Linked DNA regions of Homo sapiens: region 1 is linked to region 2. The links are chromatin loops, found by intact Hi-C in ENCODE. Cell type or tissue: CD14-positive monocyte. All regions are shown on one strand.

The links. Hi-C counts contacts between places; a loop is a spot of excess contacts. Peaks named below come from ENCODE experiments on the same cell type or tissue, not always from the same donor. Only the 100,000 strongest peaks of a DNase experiment are listed, where the experiment ranks them.
Region 1: a loop joins it to region 2, with 4 times the contacts of the local background. A loop is called at or near these places in 2 of 110 quality-filtered maps.

The regions. Positions count from the first base shown.
Region 1 is chr6:160,994,491-160,998,490 of GRCh38, forward strand. The region is part of intron 1 of MAP3K4 (mitogen-activated protein kinase kinase kinase 4); the gene reads left to right. Among named protein-coding and RNA genes, the nearest start is that of MAP3K4-AS1, 4.1 kb to the left of the region's middle. In CD14-positive monocyte, no CTCF peak of the experiment used is centred here; a DNase peak (open chromatin) is centred at 1,951; H3K4me3 peaks cover 449 bases; H3K27ac peaks cover 1,896 bases.
Region 2 is chr6:161,357,766-161,361,765 of GRCh38, forward strand. It overlaps PRKN (parkin RBR E3 ubiquitin protein ligase), which reads right to left. Exons shown (of 12, transcript NM_004562.3): 11 at 2,323-2,440. Among named protein-coding and RNA genes, the nearest start is that of AGPAT4, 86 kb to the left of the region's middle. In CD14-positive monocyte, no CTCF peak of the experiment used is centred here; DNase peaks (open chromatin) are centred at 1,766 and 2,976; H3K27ac peaks cover 2,291 bases.

The DNA.
Region 1 (4,000 bases), 360 kb before region 2:
TCCATGGTGTATATATGCCACATTTTCTTTATCCACTCATTGGTTGATGGGCATTTAGGTTGGTTCCATATTTTTGCAGTTGTGAATTGCGAATTGCTGCTATAAACGTGTGTACATGTGTCTTTTTCATATGATTAGTTGTTTTCCTTTGGGTAGATACTCAGTAGTGGGATTGCTGGATCAAATGGTAGTTCTACTTTTAGTTTTTAGGTTTTTTTAGTTTTTTTTGAGACAGAGTCTTTCTCTGTTGCCCAGGCTGGAGTGCAGTGGCGTGATCTCAGCTCGCTGCAACCTCTGCCTCCCGAGTTCGAGCAATTCTCCTGCCTCAGCCTCCCGGGTAGCTGGGATTATAGGTGCCTGCCACCAGGTCCAGCTCATTTTTGTATTTTTAGTAGAGACAAGGTTTCACCAAGTTGGTCAGGCTTGTCTTGAACTCCTGACCTCGTGATCCGCCCATCTTGGCCTCCCAAAGTGTTGGGATTACAGGCGTGAGCCACTGCGCCTGGCCAGTTTTTTAAGGAATCTCCATATTGTTTTCCACAGTAGTTGTACTAGTTTACATTCCCACCAGCAGTGTATAAGAGTTCCCTTCTCACCACATCCATGCCATTGTCTATTTTTTTAATTATTATTTTTAAATTATGGCCATTCTTGCAGGAGTAAGGTGGTATCTCATTGTGGTTTTAATTTGCATTTCCCTGATAATTAGTGATGTTGAGCATTTTTTCTTATGTTTGTTGAAAATGTGTGAAATGCCACCTTTTAATACATTGGAAACCAATAATGTGATAATTTATGCTACCAGGTTAACTGGTTTTGCCACAGACTAGAATAAAACTCTGTTTGCCATCTTTGTCACATACTTTATGTCTGTGTGTCATTGATTAGGAAGGTTGTGTTAATGCACAGGCCTTTTGTAGAATTCAGGCCTGTACATGTTGGCCTCCAAAGCTGTGCAGCAAGTGTGCCATCGTGGCAGGTGCAGCCAGCCCAGCACATCTGCCTAGTGTGTGCTTTCCTCCTGACCCAAGAGTGTTATGCAGTGACCCAGCAACACAAAACAGGCAGAGAGGTCATAGTACTCTATTCCAGTTTTATTGCTTGCTGTCAGTTGTGGATACTTTTGTCCTTATTTTTGATAAAGAATTCATGATAAGGATAGCTGTTGTTATTGTTAGTGATTAAATTTTGAAATAAACATTGCTTATCATTTCTTTTTCAAGCTTCTGGGGCAGTTTTAGGAGGATCCTGAGGTGACTAGGAGAGCTATTAAAACTAATTTGGAACAATTTACCTTTGTGACTTATTGGATCTGTACACCTAAAACACAGAATAAATTGGATATTAAGGCTGATATAATGCTCTTGTTTACTATAACCTTTCATTTAAAATATTTATATTAAAAATAGCCTCATTGTTCTCATTGTCCTTATGAGTACATGCTGCATAAATTTAACAATTAACTTTTTTTAAAAAATGAATTATTTACTTTATATATTTATTGTAAATTCATTTGAAAAACTGGATTTCCTACTAAAAAACTAGTTGAATGTCGTCACTCCTAGGCAATTTGCTCTGCCTCTCGGCTTGAATGTCCACCTTGAGCCTGTGTGTTTCAGTCTTGACCTTGTATGTCAACTGTTCTCCCTGGCAAAGTCAGCCTCCTGTGGTGCTCCAGACTGTTGGTGTAGCATCAGTGATGGTCATGCCTTTACACCACTGTAACAGTAGATGCCATTGGCGGGGGTGGCGTTAGGCAGAGAGGAGTCACCAAACAGCAGTGATGGCAGAAACTTCATGTTTTCAACTGGGGACTTGTCACTTAGGAGGACTTTGTAGTTCCCTTTAATTTTCTGTCATTGTTAGAGGCCACTCTGTTTCCTTCATGTATGCTCTCATGGTGTCCTGCAAATCTTGTTCTGAGCTCTGCTGAAATACGGGGATATAAAGGTCTTGCCTGCTCACTGGATACATTTGTTGTAATAACTTCCTGTTATTTAATAATTCCTCATTCCTCATGACTATGATTTTACTCATAGCATTCTATTGTCTCAGCCTTGTCATTTGACCAGGTAGTATGTATGCTGTTTGAAGACTCTTTAACGTTGCCTATCAGTAGGCTACTGGTAGTGGTTTCTTTAAAGAGAAAATGGAAAACGTGAGAGAAGGAGATTAGCTGAAGACTCCGTAGGTCTTCATAAGCTGGCACTCCCTTGGCACGATAATCAAGGCCCAGACACTCACTGTGCTTGGCTTCTCAGGCACAGATACTCAGCTTTGTCTGTACACCTGGTTAGTCAGTGTATTCTCTTGCTTGTAGAAAGCCAAAGTATAATTAAGAGATTGATTAGTAAGCATGATATTAGCAAGGGAAATGAGTTGAATGATCCCGGTGACTCATGTTAGCAGACCAGTGAGGTGGGCTTGCATCCCTAGCAGGTGCACCCCTGCTTCTGAATGAGAGGCAGTGTGATCCAGACTTACTCTTAGGTTTTTATTTTCTAGGCATCACACAGGCTGCTTTTTTCCCTTGTGTCACAAACTTTCCTAAATTGTTTGGGTTATAGTATGTTTGTTTTAATCTTCAGTCTTTATAACAAACCTTGCTTTTCCTGCTTTAATTTGGGAGTATATTTTATCCTTCTCACTTTAAGATTTCTTTTTTTAAACCTCAGTGGTACGGTACATTTTTACTAATGGTGAGTCTCAGAGGATCACCTTATTGTCTCCATCCCCCACCCAGTATTCTCCCCATAATCTCTGTCCCACCACCCCTCGCCAAGAATCCTTTAGCATAGTTTCTCAGAACAATGTGGCAAAGATGTCAGTGGTTGGTGCTTTCATAAAATTCTTTTTGAATATTGTGTTCAAAAAGGATCATGATGGTATCTGGCTTTTCTGGATTTAAGTCATAAAATTAAATTTTAAAAAATCAGAACCACATCAGAATTCTATCCAGTTATTAAAAACTGTTTTTAAATAGTGTTTAGTGACATGTGAAGATGCTCATGATACAACTCCTTTTGGGGTGGTACCTGAGTAGCTCTTCTTAAGAAGATTCTCAAGTATTTCTGATGTATACATACTCACCGCTGTGTTCAGCAAGAACAAACAGACTATGAAACAGAATTTGCAGAAGATGGGAGCCAAAATTTGAGGTAGTTTTTCATCTCATACACATATTTGTCCACCGGCTGTGTCTGCCCTACTTCACTGTCTTCCTTCTACCTTATTTGGGGGAATTCCTCTCTTGACTCAAACTACATGGTACATATTGGAGCTGCCCTCTTCTTACAGATGCCAGGCCATAGGCATGACACTTGACCCAGTCCAGGCCAATTAGGATTCTTTCCTGGGATTTTTCAAATTGGAGCTGGGAGAGAGAAACGCGCATTTTACTGAAGTATAGGCTGAGAATTCATGAGCCTAGAGCTAGCTTCCTGAAGCTCCTACAGAGGACCTGGTCTCAGAGAGTGATGTTAATCCCCAGAGAAAAGCAGAGAGGCTGAAAGAGGTCTATGGCCAGTTGCCTTTAAAATAAATAAATAAATAAAAATAAATAAAGAGATGGCAGTCTCTGTATGTTACCCAGGCTGGATTCAAACTTCTGGTCTCAAAGAATTCTTTTGCCTTGGCCTCCCAAGTAGGTGGTACTACAGGTGCGCACCACCACACTGTCAGCCAGTTGCCCTTTTGTGCTAGATTTGTCCCTATTTTTCTCCTGATTTGATGTGAGCTAATCTCTATTTGTGCTTAAACTATTAATTTGAGTTAAACTTCTTAAAACCCTAATACTCAGTGTGATCGCATTTTAAAAAGTATGTGCATAGAAAAAAGATATAAAAAATACATACTAATTTTTCCTAAAACTTTTTATGATGAACGTGTTACACATTTTATTTTAAAATAAAAAGCTAATCAGAGAGCCTAAATTCTTAACTAGCTCATTTATAATTTTAAGTTTCTTTACGTTGAATTGTTACTAAAATTGAAATTGATG
Region 2 (4,000 bases):
CTGAGGATGGATGTAAACCTTTCCGCCATGCCTTCATAACCTTCATCCACACGAATCAGAGCACGTCTCACGGAGCGTGTTTGATGCACCGTCTCTGTTACTCCTCCTGCCCATGCTGTGAGGAAGTCCCATTGAAACCCATCTTATGAACGAGCAAACTGGTGCTCACACAGCCACAGTCCATGGCAGAGTCCTAACTCCTGCAACACTGCAGTGCCGGGCTGTGTGAAGCTTTACCACCGATTTATCACAAAATAAACCAATCTTTCTCATACTGAGGCCTTTAGACACTTCGATGATTTTCAGTTTACGCTAATATAAATAATGCTGCAGTTGGCACCTTTTTTCCTAAAATGTGTGTGGGGGTGTGGGTGTGTTTGCCTATTATATATTTCAGGTTAGTCCTTTAGGATAGATTTTCAAAGGTAGAATTATTGGGTCAAATAATATAAAGTCTTTATATAGGTATTGCCAAAGTGGTTTCCAGAAAAGTTACGCTAACTTATGATGTCCTCACCAACCTTGAGAATTATTATTAAAAAACAAAACAAACAAAAATTAAGGCCGGGCACAGTGGCTCACACCCGTAATCCCAGCTTGGCTTTGGGAGGCCAAGGCGGGTAGATCACCTGAGGTCAGGAGTTCGAGACCAGCCTGGCCGACATATAGTGAAATCCCGTCTCTACTAAAAAATATAAAAATTAGCTGGGTGTGTTGCGTACACCTGTAGTCCCAGCTACTTGGGAAGCTGAGGCAGGAGAATCTCTTGAACTCGGGAGGTGGAGGTTGCAGTGAACCGAGATTACGCCATTGCACCCCAGCCTGGGCTACAGATCAAGACTGTCTAATCTCTGTGCTTTACACCCTTGTCAGCGAAATACCAGGCCTGTTTATCCCAAACCATCACATATCTTCTCCTGGGAAGGGCCCTTCCGTGTTCTTTCCCTCCCACTTCCCAGTGCACCCAGTGGTGGTGGAGACTAGAGAAGCTCTTTCCTTCCATCCCATCAGTGCCTTCTGCTCTTTTTTTTTTTTTTTTTTTTTTTTGAGATGGAGTCTCACTCTGTCGCCCAGGCTGGAGTGCAGTGGTGCAATCTCGGCTCACTGCAAGCTCTGCCTCCCGGGTTCACACCATTCTCCTGCCTCAGCCTCCAGAGTAGCTGGGACTACAGGCGCCCGCCACCACACCCGGCTAATTTTTTGTATTTTTAGTAGAGACGGGGTTTCACTGTGTTAGCCAGGATGGTCTCGACCTCCTGACCTTGTGATCCACCCGCCTCCGCCTCCCAAAGTGCTGGGATTACAGGCGTGAGCCACCGCGCCCGGCCGCCTTCTGCTCTTTATAGGTGCATGCCAATCCCTTCATTTTCTAGGAGCACTGCTGCATGCAATGGAGTAATAAGGACACGCTGGGTAAATTATTTATTTTCTCTGCAGGAAGCCACTGATACAGCACTAAGGACTTGTACTGAGCTAAGCCAGCACCTGCGGCTCTGGGATGTGTTCAAGCACCGTCTTGTTTGTATTAATGAAAACTTCCTGAAGGACATAACTGAAAAGAGAGAGGCTTGAGTGCCCATCCTGGGATGGCCGGGCTTCCCTCCCGCAAGTCAGCTCTGGGCAACCTGCCAGCCAGGGCGTAGCTGATGCTCATTAAGGAGAAGCTGGGAGAGGCTGCGCCTGGCTTCGTGTCATTGCTCATCTGTGATGGTGCCGCTGACTCTGCCTTGCACACGTACAAGTGCATCACATTGAGAAAGGGCTCTCGGACCACTGGTTGTGATGGCTTTGCCCTGAGTGGCATGTCCAGGATAGACAGCAGGAAGTCCCCCACTGGTACTGTGAGTCATCAGGGGCAGGCCACAGGGATCTTTAAATATAGACGAGGGTTTAATTTTGAATAATGTTGCAAAGCTGGGGAAGGCTACAGACTGACGGCCGGCAGACAACAGGGTCATACGGTGCAGCCATCAGCGCTGGGGAAGGTCACCAGGGAGGACAGAAAAACCACAGCTGCCTCCTGACTGCCACTTATCCTCAACCACTTTCCATATCTTGGTTCTAGTTTCTATATTTATTCCCTTTCCAACCACATAAATGCTAACTGTGTGCCTCACATAGCCATGGAACTACTCACTCATTAAATATTTCTGTGTAACAAAAACAATAATAATAGTGATAATGGGTAACATTAATCGAGGGGTTACCCAACACACCAGGCACCTTCAGACAGCATCTCCTTTAATCCTGGAATCCCTGATGGGTATGATTCTCCCCCAAAGAGCACACGACATCCTCATTCTCTGCTCAGCACAGACTCACCATTTTTTTCCACTGGTACATGGCAGCGGGGACAGGGCTTGGTGGTTTTCTTGATGGTTTCTTTGGAGGCTGCTTCCCAACGAGCCTGCTCGGCGGCTCTTTCATCGACTCTGTAGGCCTGGGGAAACAAAGAGGAAAGGCGTTTAATCTCAGCTTTCTATTACTGGGATCAGAGTTTATGTTCCCTGTACGTCGGTACAGGAAATTCTTGAAGACAGGAGTGCCTTCGGGCAAGAAGCCTAAATATCAATGCACTTGACAAATGCTAGACAGCTACTAGGCGGATGGGGACACTCTCCCTGGCATGTGGCGTATGCGTAGGAGCGGGGAAGAGATTGTTTGGTTTTGTAGTGTGAGCTCCTCTATTCTGTTGTTTTGCATAATTGTAATAAATAACACCTATCAGGTGCTTAAAATGCAGGCAAGGTGATCAATGCTCAAATACACTTCTCATTAGACACTTCATCAGATGTGAAGTGAGGATCTAGTTTTTATTCCACATTGAGGATTCGATGGGTGAAAACATGGCCCAAAGCTGGTAAGTGGGAGTATCAGTGTGACTCTGGAATCTTTGCTTTTAAACTTTGCTCTACATCTTGTTATCCTTCCTTGCACCTGGCAAATGGGGAACTCCAAATGTTGTCACAGAAGGGACAGGAGCAAGAACAGGAAATGAAGTCGATGTGCCAGAGAGGGCAGTGGGAGCTGTGAGTGAAGACTGTGGCCCTGGAACCAGCTGTCTGGTTCAAATCCCAGCTCTACCCAGACGGGTGACTCTGGAAACATTCCCTAAGCTCTCTGACAGTCTTTATCTCTCAGATGAAACACCTTGTGCATTGGGGGTATGGAGGATTCTATGAGTTAATTTCTTCAAAGACTCAGAATGACTCCAGTGTGGCAAGCTTTTAATACATTTGCTGACATTATTCATGTCACCGAGAGCTGGGTGCTGCCTGCACCATCATGTATAAGGAGGTTTTCTGGTGGGGGTGGAAGCAAGAGGTCCTGGGCTAGCTGTGCTTGACATCTGTGACCTTAAGGACCAGCCATTCGCTGATTATCCCCAGATAAGATGCAGCATCACCAAAAACATGAATCCAAACTTTGTCATTTCACTTTCGAATTCCAAGCCTTTTTGAAATGTTAAAGTTTTTGAGTCTTTATAGATGAAGTATTATGAGGAAAATAACTGTACTGCATTTAATAGTTTCTTTAGGAATTAGTGTTCATGTTTCTGTTATTTCTGTGGAAAGTCAATTCTTCCAGAGCCAAGATCACATTTGAGACATCCTCATATCCCCAGTTTCTGGCATAGAATCTGGTACACAGCAGGCGATCAGTACATTTCAGGCAAGTGAATGAATGAATGACGCAGCCCAGGAAGGCACTAAACTTTCAGGGGTTACCAAATTTCAGGGGTTACCAAACTTTCAGGGGTTACCACTAAACTTTCAGGGGTTACCAAACATCCAAAATAGGACCCCGTGAAATGGGCAGGGCACATGGGTGGTATCCCTGACAGTGGTGGGGGCACCACAGACAAGCTTTGCCTAGGGCTGGTCACTGGGTGAAGCCAATTTCGTTTCTGTTAATGAGCCATCATGGGCACAAAGGAAACACCCTTGAGAACTGCCAGGGTGTCACGTGATTTGTGAATACTTTGCTAGAATAACGTGGA